Linked DNA regions of Homo sapiens: region 2 is linked to region 1. A link is a loop called in an ENCODE intact Hi-C map of the cell type or tissue named here. Cell type or tissue: heart right ventricle. All regions are shown on one strand. Each heading gives the region's core, and the rest is flanking DNA. Links, peaks and the distances in the headings are about the cores only. Region 1 overlaps LOC124903465 (a long non-coding RNA gene). Region 2 overlaps CDIN1 (CDAN1 interacting nuclease 1).

Region 1 (8,339 bases), core at 225-8,224:
GTCTTAAAACATTATTATGCCTCCTGATAAAACTTCAAATTATATGTTCATAAATTTGTTTTTAACCTGTCAAGCATACATTGCGCCCCCTGTTACATACCCATTTTATTGTTATTGAAATCACTGGATTCTAAATTGCAATGGCATTCCTTTATTTCAGCAGTAATTTAGCAGGGACAAGCCCAATGATACATGGAAAATGCTTATTACCTCCTACACCTCTGCCTCTAGCTCGTCTAACCCTTTTTCCAACATCTATGAAAATAAGAGTTCCCTCCTTTCTCATCTGTTTTGCTCAACAAGATGCAGAGGGAAGAACAATGAACTTCAAGCAGGCAGTTCAGGGATTTGGTCCCAGGATTGTTACTACCTTCAGTTAATTAGACTTTGAATGCTTCTCCTAACAGTTCTGAGTTTCCATTTCCTCCTATATAAAATGAAAGGGTTGCACAAAATGATAATTGTAAAAATAAATAAAAGCTCTATTTATTAAGCTTTTACTATATGCAAAGAACTGCACTATGTGCTTTACATGCATTATCTCATTTAATTTTAATCCTCTAAACACGTTTATAAGGTGTATCAGTCAAGGTCCAGCAGGAAACAGATGGTACACATCAAATTGGGTAATTTGAGGAGAGCTTAATAAAGGAACTTTATTAAAAAGGTGTGAGCAGGGTGTTAGGAAACCACGAGGGACAGTACACTGCCCCAAGGCTAGTACTGGAGAAGGACATTGTTACCTAAATCCAGAAATGGAACTCTGGGAAGAAGACTGCTTGAGCTGTGGCTGGAATGCAGCCAGCCCTCAGGGACCCTGGGAATCAGCACCCAGACCTCGCTCTGCCCACTCTAGGCAAGCCCAAGAGGAAACAAGGGCCATTCTAAAACCATCCGTACCAGCCTTCAGGGGCACAAACCAGGAGGGGGAAAGTAAAGGGTGGACCTGCAGGGGCTGACAAATGTGTCCAGTAATATCAACCATTGTTATGCTGAGTTTATGCATGAGGTTAGTAGAGTTTAGAGGAGTCAGGTGACTACTAAGAGTTCACAATCAGCACAGGCCAGACCTAGTATTCAGCCCCTTCCCGTCAGACTCCAGAGCCTGAGCTCTTGATGGCTTTTTAGCCCTTGGAGTCCCTTTTTGTCTTTCTAGGGTTAAAAACAGCCTCAGAAGTGATCTGATTCAACCCTCTCCCTTAGAGATGTTTGAATAAGATGTCTCTCCATTTAGGACATGAGCCTTGCAGAGACCTCAGTCGCCTTTGAAAAGCTAGTGGTCTGTGTGCTCATTCTTCCTGTTCCAATACTGTGGCTTGTATCCTGACATGTAATTTTGATTTGTAACCCTGAATGAGACACTTGTAGAGACAAAGTTGTCAGGCAGTCAAAAGGAGAGAATGGCATTTTTTACTATTAAAATTTTTTCTTTCTTCTGACATTCTCTCCTCATTAAGCAAACTTAAGGAATTTTCCATTGACGAAGAGTTGTCTAGTGAATAGCTTTGCTTGGGGTCAAGGTGGAGAGTAGGAAGGGCAGTAAATTGATGACTGGATTTTCCAATTTCATGTGCTGGAGTCAGAACACAGCCCAAGACTCTGTTAAATGTGTTCCAGTAGACTATGGAAGAAGTGAGCAGAAGGCAAAATGTTTAAATGCAGTGAAACTAAAAACTACCATTAAACATATTCTTCAATATTCCTATGAGGGTCCTTAAGATAAGAAAAGGAAAGGAAATTCTCATAGAATAGTCAGAGGTTGTTAATTACTCTTTGCGTGAGAATTAAATTTGCTGAAGAGGGACGACTGAAGTAATTATCTGAGGTCAAGGGCCCTATCCCCAATCTGTCTGCTCCTCTGTCAAATAGAGATTTAAAAAACCCATTCAGTACTCTTAGTAATGGGAAACTCTTCCTGTATGTACAAGCACTTTTTGGCCTACAAACAGGTTGTAGTCTAAGATGGTCTGTAACTCAGTTGTTGGGAATATGAGGCAAATCTTCTAAAAGCCAGGGTGTTATAAATTGTGACTCAGGGCTGGACCAACCTTCGACAACCGTTTAAATCTCGAATCTAACTCAGTGTGAGTTGCAAAACTACTTCCTGGTATGAAGCAAGAGGAAAATGACAATACTGAGAACTCAGTGCTTCTGTCCCAGGTCAGGTCCTGAACCTGGCATGTTCTCACTGCCCCTCACACTCTAGCACCTTGAGGCTCAATGCAAGAATGGAACCTGAAAGTTTCAGGCAAGTGCCATGATTTGCCATCTTCATTACTAACAGGATGTAGGAAGCTTTCATGGGTGAACAGTGGCCCAGATATCCCTCCCCTCGAACTCAAAGGCCCTTTTTGTTTGTTTGCTTTTTACACCAGAGTGAAGGATAAAAAGTGGAAGAGTTATATGTTTGTTTTTGATTATTTGGAAAACTTTCCGATTTTAGCAGAATGTCTGCCTACAAGTAAAGAGGATCTGTGAATGAAGAAAAGGAATGGTTTGATTACCTTTTTAAAGATTATCCCCATAGGCAAGGCAGGCCTGAGAGTGCGCTCTGGGAGAGAAAGTTCAGTTTGGGGTTCCCTTTTAACTAACTGGGTAATACAGTATTGAGAGATTGACTCTTCATAGGAAATCTTCAAAAACCTGGCTACAGAACGTCTTTTTTTGAGGAAAATGATTTCCCTGCCATTGAACCCTAGCTAAGCAAGACTTTTGAGATTGCTTTAATCATCAGCGGCTTCAGTGTCTTGGTAGTGAGTGAAAACGGGATTAGGGTGGAATAAGGGGGAGAAGTTTCCAGTGACCCGTGGTGAACCAGTGTTAAGAGACCTCCCCCCTTCAAATAGGCCCTGCATGTGTAAAAGTCAATTTCTACTTTATGAGGGATTAGAACCAGAGAGCGGCTCATATTTAAACCCTGCAAAGATAAGGAACGGTGAGTTTACCCCAAATTAGCTTTCAAAATAGCTCTGATCTAGTAATTTGCCCAGTAATTTCCCCAGACTGGGGCAGGTCTGAAGAATTTAAAAAGAGGAGGAAGTGGTATCTGATAAACCTATGGTTTAGGATAGCTGAATTTGGGGTGGAGGGGGGAGTGGAGGAAGAAGGTAAAAGAAGAGGAAGAAATGTGGGGAAGGGAGAGAGAGAGGAGGGAGAGAGAGAGAGGGAGAGAGAGAGAGAGAGAGAGAGAGAGAGAGAGAGAGAGATCGAACTCCACCAGGTTGCCTTCATTTCCCCGCAAGATTTCACCCACTATGAGCTTCGGTTGTTGCTTTGTTTATGCAAAGTTAGTCGGCCTGAGACACAGGGAAAGTGCTGAGATCCACGCTGAAGAACGCAAAAATGATTTTTAAAATGTAAATGAAACCACGCACACACACACACGCACACACACACTGGGTCGGGGCAATCCCTGCCCGTAGACTTAGAAATGAAAACACGCCGAGGAGGGCGGGCGGGAGGCCGCGGCAGCAGCGGGGAGCGTTGTCGGTGACCGAAGGAGCTCTGGTGAATATCAGGTTCGGATTAGTGACAACTCAGAAGTCACGCCGGCGGTTGGGGGAGGGAAGTTTGCCAAGGTCTCAGAACTCGACGGAAGAGACAGCGGCTTCCCTTGGCGCCGGGCGGAGCGGGGCGTACGCAGAGAGACCTCTGTCCCGGCCCGAGCCAGCTCACCCCCAGCTCTCACACCCCGCCCTGAGATTGAGTTTGTCAGCGATCATAAAATGGGAATTGATTATTCCAGCCACCATTGATTAGGGAAGAATGCTTACTGCAGCAGCGGGGAAAAGGTTAAGAGGAAATTGACCTTCTTCCTAGGTGACATAAAGTCATTAGGTAAATGAGATATTCACACTGGAGTTTTAAAAGGTCACGCTCAATTTTTATTTGTAGCCTGAAGAGTCAAGCTGGAGCTGGGGCTTAGGGCAGGGACCCCGCTCTTCTGGACAAGCAGACCGACAGGGAGACAACTGTCTTGCTGCGCTGGGCAGGGCCAAGGTGGGAGGTGGGTTATTGTCTGGGGAGGATCGCACTGGAATTGGTGGAGTCCCGGGCCCCCGAACTCTGCGCCTCCTGCCTGACCCGTGTGTGCGCCTCTGTGCATGTGTCCCTCTGGGGCCCTGCGCTTCGCGCGGCGTCTCCTCCGTTCCAGTCACCCGTCAGCAAAGGGATGCCGGGCAGAGGCAGACGATTACAAACACTTACCCTACCATAGCCGGCCACGTATCACACAGAGTGAAAGTGTTTTGTTTTGTTTTTTAAGGAGAGGGTGAGAGATATATTTATGCACATATTTATCCCTCTAATTATAGGAATTAATCCTCTTACTTATGACTAAAAGGTAACGTGGAAGGACGTCTCTTTGATGTGGAAAAGCACCATTTGTGACTCACATTCAGACTGATTAAGGAATAATTGTTGTTAAACGCTTTACAAGAGGAGAGTGTTTAATTGAGGGGCATTCGTAATTTTACGGCTTAGTACGAAATTAAACGTAATTAAAAACTCAGAAATTCCAACTGATTTTCCAATTATTTTTATTGTCTGAGTTAATTATTACACAAGGGTATCACTTTGCCCTAAAGGCATTTTTTTAAAAAGCAAGCATACCTTTTCCAAATATAGCAGAGAAGCGATTCAAAGCTTTCTCCAGGTACAAGCCTGGTAAAGGACCTTCCTTCTTCACTCCCCTCTCCTTCGGTCCCCCGCGCGCCCCTCCTTCGCCTCCGGTAATTAAGCGTTTCAGCCACTCTCCCCTCTCTCTGAGTTCCTGCAACACCTTGGGATGTGAGAAAGTGATGGCAGTTCTCTTCTGCAGATCATTACAGCAAAACTGGAAGTATCTGTAGAAGGCTGATGAATTTCTTGCAGTAACACTTGTCATACATGGCGGCGAGATTTTTTTTAAAACAAGCTAAGTAAACACAGCTCTCTGGGGGCGATCCCTCGATGCCTCTGCCTTGGGGTGTGTGGCAGGAGGGAGGTAACACCCAAGTACCGACTGGAAGTTGTTTATAAACTCGCACACGAAGACGTACAGATGCACGCTGGAAACTTTCTTTGGTTTGCACTTCTATTTCTTTATTTATTTACTTATTTGAAAGAAGGATGGGTATGAAAGAGCTTCTCAGTTAGATTATGAATGTTTTTTTAATGCTGGGATTGACGGCAAAAAGCCAAGCTATGTTTGTATGTGTAGCTTCTTTAAATGTCCAAATAGACTTATTTAAGTACATCAAAAGGTTTACAGAAAGTGCTTCAGTGTTATGGAAATGAAAACACATCCTCACAGCTAGTCCAGAAGTGGCCCTGTCTTCCCTATCAGACTTGGGTATCTTTCCTATCAAACCCTGAAAAAAAATAAATAAAAAACATAAAATTGGGGAGAGCGTGGATTTATAAGTTTCAATTCATCTGGACGGAGAGTATGGAGCGATGGAATGTTTGTGTTTCAATAAGTCTTTAATTTCTCTGAGATTTTTAGGACAGGGACTTCAGTGGATTCTAGCTTTCTATCCGCTTTCTATCCCTTTCCCCTCCACACCCCATAAAATAAATGATTGCCACTGATCTGATGTGCCAGGTGAAAATGGGTAGAATTAAAACTATCAATTCTGTTTCCAACGTGTGTCTTTCACTTGAGTTCAAAAGCTTTTAAAGTTAAAACGTGCCGATCATTTATAAGTATTATTTCTTTTTCTACCATCGAGGCTTTTAAGTAAAAAGAAAGAAAAGGTGTTTACATTTCCAAATTCATTTTCCCTGGAAGATTTCAATCTGCCAGGTAATTTGATGATGGACCCTTACGGTATGAGAACGTCTACCTGGTGAAGCCTGGTTTACCCGAGTGCGGCCAAGTACACTCAAGTCCAGTTTTTCCGTTTTTTTACTCCAATGGTATATTTGGAGCTGGGATGTGGATATTTAAATTCGAAGCTTTCCAAGTGCCTCAGTACTATTTTGAAGAAGAGGTTAGAGTAGGCAGAATTGGGGAGAAAGGAAGAAGGATCTCTTTGAAAGTTAGAGATGGTGAAAAAGACATGTAATCCGATGTGGAAAATTGAGTAAAAGAGGTAGTGCACACTTTAGCTTAGGCAAAGATTGCTGAATCCTTTGAAGAAACTGACACGGATTTTCCAGAGATGGGGTGGGTGTAGGGGGGGAATCCTAGGGTGGGCATTTTATGTAAATTAGCATATTTGAAATATAGTACAAATCCAGTATAGTAAAACTGACAGTTCTGACAGTATTGACAACATAAATATATGTTTGAACACTGCATTTTCAGACACTTAACCGATGAAGCAATAAAAAAAATTCGACTACAATATTTCAAATAATCGACATTGATGTTTTGATACATCTTTTTATACTCCAAATCGATCTATCACTCTGGGGCTGGTCAATTTTAAGTAAAAATGTGCTGCTATTATTTGTACCTTGGCTAATGATGACCTAATAACAGTCCCCAATTAATTACACCCGAACCGTGCTTTTTTTTCCTTCTGCAATGGAGGTGGGGGGCAGTTCTTGGAAAACAGAACCCACTATTGTGCCATCCTTCCCCTCCCTTGTATTCCATGTTTGCCACGGGTGGGGGTGGGACTTCAGATTTAGGAAGGGGTCTTTGTCTGGTTGATCATAGACGTCACAGGCTGAGGTCCCCTCACCTGAAATAACCACCCTCTGGGTCTGTATTGGGAATACGGTCCTCACTTTTACTTTGCAATGTCAAAACTAAATTTTAGAAAATTCAATCATAACTCTCCTTCAGGTCCCATGTCCTTTCCTCTGTTTCAAGGACTAGATGGAAGAGATTTGCTCAAAGATTGGAAATTTCTCTCGGGCTGTGTGTGTATGTGCGTGTGTGTGTGAGAGAGAGAGAGAGAGAAGAGAGAAGACAGCGCGCGCCACATGAGAATTTTAATAAAGTAGGGACACAGCCAGGTCCAAATCTAAAGCACCTAGCCTGAGTAGAATCTCTCCCACAGCCCCATCCCCTCTGACCTCCCTACCCGGCGTTCGATTGTTTACCGGCTACTGAAGAAAAAAAAAAAAAGCTACAAATAAGAAAGACAATGACCTGCAAATTGCAGGAAAGCAGGGAGGAGACTGTTGGGTATTGCATCCCAGGCGTGCCTCCTCCCGCACTATGACTGTTGGCTTTCTCTCTTTGCCCTGTGAGTTTTCCAGTTCTTTCCCACTCCTCTCCAGATTTGGTGGAGGTGGGGGGAGGGGGAAAAGAGATAAAGCTGATTAATTGAAGGAGTAAACAATCCTGGACAGGCCTAGATACAAACTCGAGCAGTCCATTGTGAGGTACGGATCGGGCAGAGGCGGTGGAGGACCGCTCGCACCCCCACTCCGACTCCATCTCGCAGGCTAGGCGCCGCGCCGTGCTGTTCCCCCCCCCGCCACCCCCACCTCCCCCGTTAAGCCCCGACCCTTCCTCAATCTCGCACTGAGACTCGGCCTTCTGACCTAAAACTGAGCTGGGCTCCTAGCCCTGAATTCCAGTGTCTGATTTCTTTCCTCCAAACTTCATGAATGCAGTTTTAAGCCTCTCCAAACCACCGCCAGCTGAGACGCTGGGACTTAAGCGGCACGCTAAGCAACTTTAAGATGCTAATCAAAGGCAAAGGATGTGTGTGATCCGCGCTGGGTAAGGGGGAGGAGGGATCAGAAAAGAGAGATCCGTCGCCAGAGCATCTCCCACTTGCGAGAGTTACTAGCCTCTGGCCGGGGCTTTCCAAGCCGCCTGCGCTGAAGTAGGGGTAGGAACTAGACAAGAGGCCGCAGGAGGACAGAAAAAAAGAGGAAAACAATCGAGCGGAAGAGACGAGAGAAAAAGCAGGAGAGAGGAAGAAAGAGAGGAAAGAAGAGAGCGCGGGAAGGAGGAAGAAACAGTGAGAGCAAGCGCACGTCGTGTTTGGAGCCCCGCCAGATAGCGCTAGAGGGCTATTTATTGAAGTCCTTTCTATGAGATGGTGAAGCCCCTAAAATTGGGAGAAATAAAAGAAAAGGGGGCATAAAGGAAAAAAGTATAATAATTTTACTCCATTTTATTTAAAAAATAAAGTGTGGGGTGCTTAAACGTTATTAATGGGAGGAGGCGGAGAATAAATCATTATAGAAAGTTTAAGTGGGAAAAGGACCAAAGAACCAAAAACCACCACCACCACCACCACCACCACCAACAACAACAAAAGCAAACAAAAAAGTCCCCTTCCTTCTGTTGATCCCAGCTAGGAAGAGTGAGTAAAGTTAACAGGTAAGGAAGCCAGTGGAATTATTTCTAGGCCAACTTTCAGAGCTGCTGGTTACACTGCTGGGAAGGT
Region 2 (8,339 bases), core at 332-8,331, 450 kb after region 1:
GTTTGTCATATAATCATAAAAGATTTTTGAAACCATTTTCTGTCCAGAGAAATATTTTAATACAGCATTTTTGACTGGCAGTCAGCCTACTGGCAAATAGGGAGTTAAAATGGTGCCTTCACAATAGCCTAGTATGATGATTAAAAATAACATCAAATATCTGTCATGATTTTACTCAGGAAAAAAAAAAAAAAACAAAACCTGACTCTGTAACAACTCACAGTGAAACAACCATTAACCCAACCAATTATAAAAGAAAAAGCTTCAAAATACTGTTATTTGATTATACATAATCATAGTGTAATTCAAGCATACAATATTTACATTCGCCTCCTTTCCAAGCAGCCACATTCTTGAAATACCCTTTCCTTGGTATGTTTCTAAATATGCTCATGTCCTTCTCCAGTGTATTCATGCAAGACATTTAATCCTAGCATTGGAATTATAGGATTCTGATATACAGTACACATCAAAATTATATTCAGTACTATTTAACTCTGCTGTATAAAATGGTACAAAATAAAAAGAAAAATGTACTGAAGATGTGCCAGTGTTATAAAGATAAATTAATGGCTACAAAATTTATGATCAACCTATTAACTTCATAATTCACAAGTCAATGAATTCTGTTTTACTGTGTTTGATACTGCTCTATATAGGCCAGTCTACCTGCTTCAGACTATGCTGACTACTATTTTGACAAGACCTGGATAGCAGTAGGTCCAAAGCAATCAGAAGGTTGACTTTGACAAATGGCGGTGCTGCTGCGAAGTTGAAAATAACACACATCCACTTTAATCTCTTTCTTGATTAAATCGAAACCATACCATTCTGACATCATGTGATTTGCTCATGAAGCATCACTGCAGGTTACTTTGGAGGCTACATCTATTGAAATGATATTGAATTTTTAGGGGAAGTACTTAATTCATTCAAATGAAACCTTCACAAGGTAACTGGGCCACCAGTCACTGGTAACTGCAGATTCAAAGAAAATCAAAGGGAAAAAATCCCTGACAAAATATAAAAAAATAAAAATCCAACATGTACTACTGAATGATGTTTTAGCAGGTATTATCTTCTACTTTCAAAGAGGGAAGATTATGTGCATAAAGCATATTCCAAAGCTTTTTACCTATTCTACCACAGCTGAGCTCCAAAGGTAAACATTATACTAGGTAATAAAAATGCAGAAGATGAAATTGTCTTTTTTACATGAGACTAGGCAAATATTTATGGGGCAGTTGACAAACTCCTGCCTAGTAAAAGAGCCAGCACTGAGAGCAATTATCCTGATATTCATGACTCACTTTGAATATCACATTGAATATTACTCATAAATCTTTTACGAGCACATCCCCAGAGCTCACTTAACAGCCGGTTTTAATCATGCAGTTGACACAGAGAAAATAACAAAATGTATTTTTTCAGTGGCAAATTAATTTAGGCTTGAACCTCCTTCTGTAGCTCTATTCTTTTCTTTTTTTCTTTTTTATTTTCTTGTAGGAAGACCAGTGGAATTCACCTTTGCATTTGGAAGTAGTATTTCTCCGGTCTTGCTGAATTAAAATAAAAAGGATGAATGTTTCTTTTAGAGCCAGTTCCTGACAATGGTTTTTCAAATGATGTATCTTATTCTATATACGAAGATGAATCAATTTTTTAGTTTGATACACATTGTCTATTTAGCTCAATGGAGAGGTTGAGTGTGGAATTTAGACAAAGAAGAGAGCATTATTCTGAAGAGTATTTAAGTTGTGGGTGGTCTTTTATATTGCATTTAATTGTCATTAACTGTTCATGATAGCTGTTTTGGAATCTGGCTCTCATTAAGTGACTTGAAATGCTGTGTAAATTATTTTTAAATTGGGGAAGGGAGTAAAAGAGTACCATTAGGAAAAAAGGGTAACTCACGTGGAGTTTCCTCGTGTTCCTGTAGAAACCTCTCCAGTATAAGCCGAGCCATTAATGAGGGCGCATAGTCCACCTTTATAAAACAGAAGTAGAAAATTAAAACTATCAAGTTGTGCGAGCAGTGGATACTCCAGTATTTTGTCAACACTGAAGAATAAGTCAATTTTAATCAACCATAGCAAGCATCATTCATTAAAATCTTTCCCACCCTTGGTGGCTTCCATTATAATAAAATTATAACAAGTATGGTTTGGGCTGTTGAAAAGAATAAATGGGTCAAATTTATTGAATATAACATTGGAGCAAAAAGGATGGAACAACTTAGAAAAAGCATTCGTCTAAAACAGTGAAATAGGCTTTTTTCATCTCTCCTCAATTTTTTCTGTTGGTAGGCCAATATAATTTTTTATTCAAGCCATGCTTCTTTCTATGCAACTGTCTATATTTATACTGTTCTGAATGCAATTTCAAATAATAAGCCCTTTTTGTTATTTAGTGACAGTTTTCAAAAACAGAGTCAAATGTCCTTATATGACAAATCCAAATAAGGATTTTACTGATTTTATCTTTAAAGACAACTGAAATTTTGGTATAAATTCCTTACATTTAAAATATTTTATTTGATAAAAGACAACTACATTGCAGAGATGTTAATAATAAATTACAACAATATAATATCTGCAACATAAGATCACCGTCCTTATCTGAAACACTACTTACCAATTTAATTAATACAGATCCCAGGGTGGTAACTTTTTAAAATAAAGAACCAGTCAGAAAACAAAGGATATTCAGTCCGACAGTCATTTTAATTAATAAAAAATGTATCTACTATTTTGTAAAGATATTGTCTTCTTTGGGGTTCTTAAATCTTTTATTAACCATTTACTTAATTTCACCAAAAAATAGGAACACACATTTTTAAGAACAATAATGCTTCCCTAAAACGAGTCTTTTTATCTTAGGTGGAAGACAGCAAACATTCCTCATATATTATCACCATGAATTTTTCCTGACAGGTTTTCAAGTCCCGTATTCATACCAAAATTTTATCTTGATTTAGTAACTAGACAAAAAGGCTGGCTTCATTTGTATGAACAGTTTTTTCAAATACGTATGTACTTGGATGCCCTTAAATTCCCCAAGTAGAAAGAAATGCTTTCCACGAAGCTGCTTATTCCTAGTAACCCACATCAGAGCTGACACATGAAAAATGGTGAAATTACTGAAGGTAGTCCAGCCTGAATAAGGACTACCTTATTAGTTCAGGTACTTGCATCTCCCTAATTTTCATATTAATCATGTGTCCATCTTTCTCTGAAATAGGGCCATCATGCTTCATGTCAGAATTTAGCATGTAAATAAAATGCATAGTGCTTCAAATCTCACTTGAAAATATTTGTGTGGAGAGAACAGAATGACTGATCTTATTATCACTAACGAAGTGTGAATTGCTAAAATGTTCAATTTTAGACTTGAAACTGGAAAAGTAGTATGAAGACATTTATAAAATCAATGATGACCACATACAGCCCTTAGCCCCCCAAAAAGATAATAAAAATACAATGCTCTTGTCTAAGAGAGTTGCTGCACCCTGTAATGTACCAATGCTATATATTTCTCATCAATTTTTATAGTTTCCCCTGATTAAATAAATATCAGCTCATAAAGTATTACCATCACATCAATTGTCACCAGATGCAAGTGTATGTTATCTAAGTATTACCTATCTGGAAAAAATGGCACCTTGGTTGTTTAGAAGCTATAATATGGTACCAGCCATTCCTAAATTTCCCTAATGCATTATCAATTTCATAGAAAAGTGCTATTCTTTCTGTACTAGTCTGTAGCCAAAACGGAGGAAAAGTCTTTAAACAACTACGTTTTCTCTTGGCTAAATACTGCTATATATTCATGGTAAATAAAAGGTTTATTGATGTAGGAGAAAATGTGTTGGTAGGTTAAATTTTTCCATATTACTAGAAGACTGAAACTGAGGTCAGCTAAATATTTAATGGATATAGAACTATCCATTAAAAATTCAAATGAATATAAATTGCTATGATATAAAACTTATATAATCAACATCATCATCTATATAGATGGGTACCATATTTGCATCACATTCTTTCTAGATGCTGTGTCTGGAATGCTGCTAGCTTATTCTTCTTTTTCATAAAAGACAATCACTAAATTCCTAGTTAAAGCTCAGATACCTCAAGTTACTAATAGCATAAACTTGTAACAAACAAGTCTAGATACATTTAAAAACCAGCCTGCTGGCCGGGCGTGGTGGCTCACGCCTGTAATCCAAGCACTTTGGGAGGCCAAAGCAGGTGGACCACAAGGTCAGGAGATCAAGACCATCCTGGCCAACATGATGAAACCCCGTCTCTGCTAAAAATACAAAAATTAGCTGGGCATGGTGGCACAGGCCTGTGGTCCCAGCAACTCAGGAGGCTGAAGCAGGAGAATCTCTTGAACCCGGGAGGCAGAGGTTGCAATGAGCTAAGATCACGCCACTGCACTCCAGCCTGGCAACAGAGTGAGACTCTGTCTCAAAAAAAGAAAAAAAAAAAGCAAAAAAAAAAAAGCACTCTGCTCTAGAAATGGAAAAAACAAAAAAAGAATAAAATACTTGTTTTCCTAGGAGGCGCACAGAAATTCATTCTATATGTTAACTATCCTATCTGATTGTGTAGACATTGCTTAGACTATTAAAACCATCTAGTAACTGATAGGTAATTGCTCATTTGTTGACTGCAGCAGTGTATAGCAGCAGACAGAAGCTGTGAGGGAAGCCATCCTTCCTTGCTAATATAACATGTAGAACTTGCTGCTACTGCAACACTTAATGCTCACAGTACCGAGTCATCTTTAATGCAAACACACATTTTCTGCCTTGCTTCTATGTTTTCCATTATAATGCAACGCAAAAACAGTGTACATTTCATTCCATCCCTACGAGGTTTGCATAAGCAGTTCCAAGTCAGACTAAATATTGTATTGCTCTTATTACAGTGGATAAATATTTTAAAGTTTAGGAATTAAATATTTTATTTTTTTGGTATGCTCTCTGCAACTATTATGAACTTTTCACAGCTTCTTCATTCATGGGAAATCTGTAGGGTTTCCCTTTTTAAATGTAAGGCTGTTATTTGTTTCCCCAAACAGAAGCAGATCAGAGTTAACGAATAAGTTCAATAAATCACTTCTTACTTGGTGTTATTAAGAACACTATGCTTCTTCATATAAAGAAGGAGACTTTTCTACAAGGCATGTATCCTTTATTATAATAAAAGTTTGCTAACAAAAAAATGAATCAAGTACATCTTTAAGTATACAATTTCTCTCTTCATTTTTATAACAGCAGTTTTTTTTTTTTTTTTTTTGGCATCCATCTCTTTACTTGACACAGGTATTTCTCACACTAAATTAAGACAACCTATCCTAAGAAAAGCATGTCCTGAGCTGTTTGGTTGAAATTTTCCACAAAATAAGAAACCAAGAGGCTGTTTATACATTTGCCTTAAAAGAAGTAGACTAATTATGTCAACTGATTTATTAATATGTGAAGTTCTTTGTCCAATTACTAAAAGTACAAAGAGATCAGGGAGCAATTTAAATGTCTAATGCACCTCAAATCCTTTTTTTTTCCAAAGGTAGTTATAATTGTAAGCAAAGTTACTCTAGATAGGCCCCTTAGGTTACACGCAGGTTTAAATAAAATCATAACAATAACATTACCTCATTGGCCAGGTCCAGGAGCACTGGGGCAGCTCCATTTTTCACCACTCCATTCAGGTACCTAGACAAGACAAAGCCAAGTGGTAATGCAGTGACAAGAAAAGGCCAGCATAGACTTGTCAGCATCCCCTGTGTGTATACATGTTTCTCCTGGACAAATGCCACGCTCAACTCTAGTTAAAGTAAGCTACTTTCATAGGAAAGCACTGAAGGGAAAAACATAACACAAACAACTCACCTCAAAACCACTGGCAACTAAGAAGCTGAAGGTGGGGGCAGAAGGTGTAAATACTTAGGTCTCCCTTGTTTTCTTTCACCTCCTACCATATAAAGTGAACAAGAGGAACTATCCATATCACTCTGCCTTGTCTCTACCACAGACAACCATTGCATGGAAAGGAAAGAAGTTGACTTATATAGTTTGAGAAAAGCATTCATGCACCCATCTTGCCTTTTCCTTTACCTGTTTCACAGGGCTGCTTGACACCTTATTAAGAAAACGATGGAACAGACATGTCATCAGTGGGTCAGCACACCTGTGACAGGCAATACAAGCCATCACCTTATCTGCCCTAGATTTGTGGAAGAACCTCCAGCTCTCATTATCCTCTCACTCCACTGGAAAAAAACACACAACTCCCCAAAATCCCCAAACAAAACAAAACCCCAGACATGGAAGCTGGGGGGATTTTTTTTTTTTTTACAAAAATTTGAATGTGTCATTCCCCTTGTTATAACACTTCAAGGCCCCACATTAAATCTCAAGATTAAATTATAACCATTTAACAGCTCTTGTAAGGTTCTTCATAATCTGGTTTCTACCTACTCTACTCTGCCAGCCTCATCTCTAGTCACTGTCTCCCGCTCCCATCCCTCACCTGGATAACTCATGATTCAATTCAGATGTCACCTTCTTCGATCCACTACCATATAAGTTAAGTGCTCCTCATATGCAATCGAGGAATACCCTGTACATCTTTCTATCATGTAACGTAGCATATTGTATTTGCCTATTACTTGGCTACCTCAAACCCATCCCCCACTGTAATGTTGAAAGCTTCATGAAGGTTGGAGAATTGTATTTTATTTAATTTATTATGCCTACCAAGTACTTTGTTTATAGTAGGTGATTATATAATAAAAAATCACCTTATACTTTTCCTTTAACAAATGAAAAATTAAATAATTTTTAAAAACCATATTGGACAAGAAAGCAGAATTAGGTATGGAAATTTTCCCTACAGTATATTATTTAAGTGAATAAGCTCTGGGTATTTGTCTGACAGTAATAAAGTCAACAGGTGAGGTCTTCCATATAACTGCCAGAAGTAGGTACTAAATTATATTATTTCATGAGTATATTTATAAAGTTGTATAATTTTCCTGTAAGCAAAGTGGGGTAACAGCAAATTATTTAAGGTGGGGAGAACCTCTGGATCATTGTAACTTCAAAATAATTCTAACAAAGCAATTTTCCACATATTGGGGCCACCCTTGAATGTATTATTTGGGAAACCAATTGGAAAATAAGGACGTTCAGAAGCAAGAGGAAAAAATAAATAAATAAAACAAGGCAAATGTGCTTTAGAGAAAGGTCCCTGGGAAACAGGTCCGTTAAGAACCTCACATCAATTTCTCACAAACAAGGCCACTGCACTGATACCACCCAAGGAACCAGCAATCAGTTCAGTCAAGTCAGACCAGCTGATTGTGTGCCTGTAACCACCAAGAGTGCGTATTTACTATGGTTTCTGATTCTGGGTCAGCGTATTTAAGCCTATACCAATATTGGGATATCTTTACAGCTTTCTACTTCAGTTTCAGTTACCCGACAAGTATTTTGGAGCGCTATGTGTCAGGCCTTATTCCAGGTTCTGAAGAAGCAACAGCAGGAAAAAAAACCATTCATGGTCCCATCATCACAGAGATTATATTACAGTGGTGACACAAACAATAAAAAGGCAGGGAGATAAATATACAGTATAATGGTATATGCTAGAATAAAATGTAAACTTAGATGGGTTGTTCAGGAAGCCCCTCTCTGAGGGAGTGACACTCGAGTAGAGATCAGCATGAAAAGAAGGAGCATGCCATGGTGAGAGCTGACTGCAAACAGTGAAAGAGTAGCAGCTAGATGCCAGACTACCTTTTATACCAGAGATCTGTTGCTTTAAGTCAAAATGACATGGCTTCATGTAAAAGTTGCATCAATCATTATCCTGCTAATGACCAGTGAAGAACTTCTATCAAGTTTAAAGAAACAGAAGATGATTAAACCATAACTACAATCCTCTGTATCTATATAGTCTGGATAATATTAAAAGCATGACCATACTTAATACTGTGGAAATTCCTAATTATGAGGTTGTTAAAGCTTCCCAGTTGGTCATATAAAGAAACCAAACCCCAGGGCACTGATAAAACCCATCTGGGCTCTCTTAGCTGGTAAACAATAAAGCTATAGAACCCTGAAATAGAACCCTGATCCCTCGAGGCCTAGTGAGGTGCCACATACATTGAACATGGTGGATCTGCTCTAAATTTATTTGTTTTCCAATCTGTTTCCCAACTATACCTGTAGCACCTCATAAGTGGTAGGAAAAAAAATTAAGTTTAATTTAAGGTTATATTTGTCTTTTCTGGAAACTTTAATTATCCCCCACATCAAAGTGACAGAT

What was found. Hi-C counts contacts between places; a loop is a spot of excess contacts. Peaks named below come from ENCODE experiments on the same cell type or tissue, not always from the same donor. Only the 100,000 strongest peaks of a DNase experiment are listed, where the experiment ranks them.
Region 2: it touches region 1 in a loop (4-fold over the local background); 4 of 110 quality-filtered maps call a loop at or near these places.

The regions. Positions count from the first base shown.
Region 1 is chr15:37,106,167-37,114,505 of GRCh38, reverse strand. It overlaps LOC124903465 (a long non-coding RNA gene), which reads right to left. Exons shown (of 2, transcript XR_007064581.1): 2 at 4,522-8,339. Among named protein-coding and RNA genes, the nearest start is that of MEIS2, 9.8 kb to the right of the region's middle. RefSeq lists a silencer at 4,089-4,138 and an enhancer at 7,370-7,911. In heart right ventricle, for the core only: a CTCF peak has its summit at 7,951; DNase peaks (open chromatin) are centred at 3,535, 4,055 and 7,915; H3K4me3 peaks cover 3,796 bases; H3K27ac peaks cover 6,065 bases; H3K27me3 peaks cover 1,857 bases.
Region 2 is chr15:36,651,481-36,659,819 of GRCh38, reverse strand. It overlaps CDIN1 (CDAN1 interacting nuclease 1), which reads right to left. Exons shown (of 11, transcript NM_001321759.2): 4 at 5,662-5,722; 5 at 1,915-1,987. Among named protein-coding and RNA genes, the nearest start is that of CDIN1, 76 kb to the right of the region's middle. In heart right ventricle, for the core only: no CTCF peak of the experiment used is centred there; no DNase peak of the experiment used is centred there.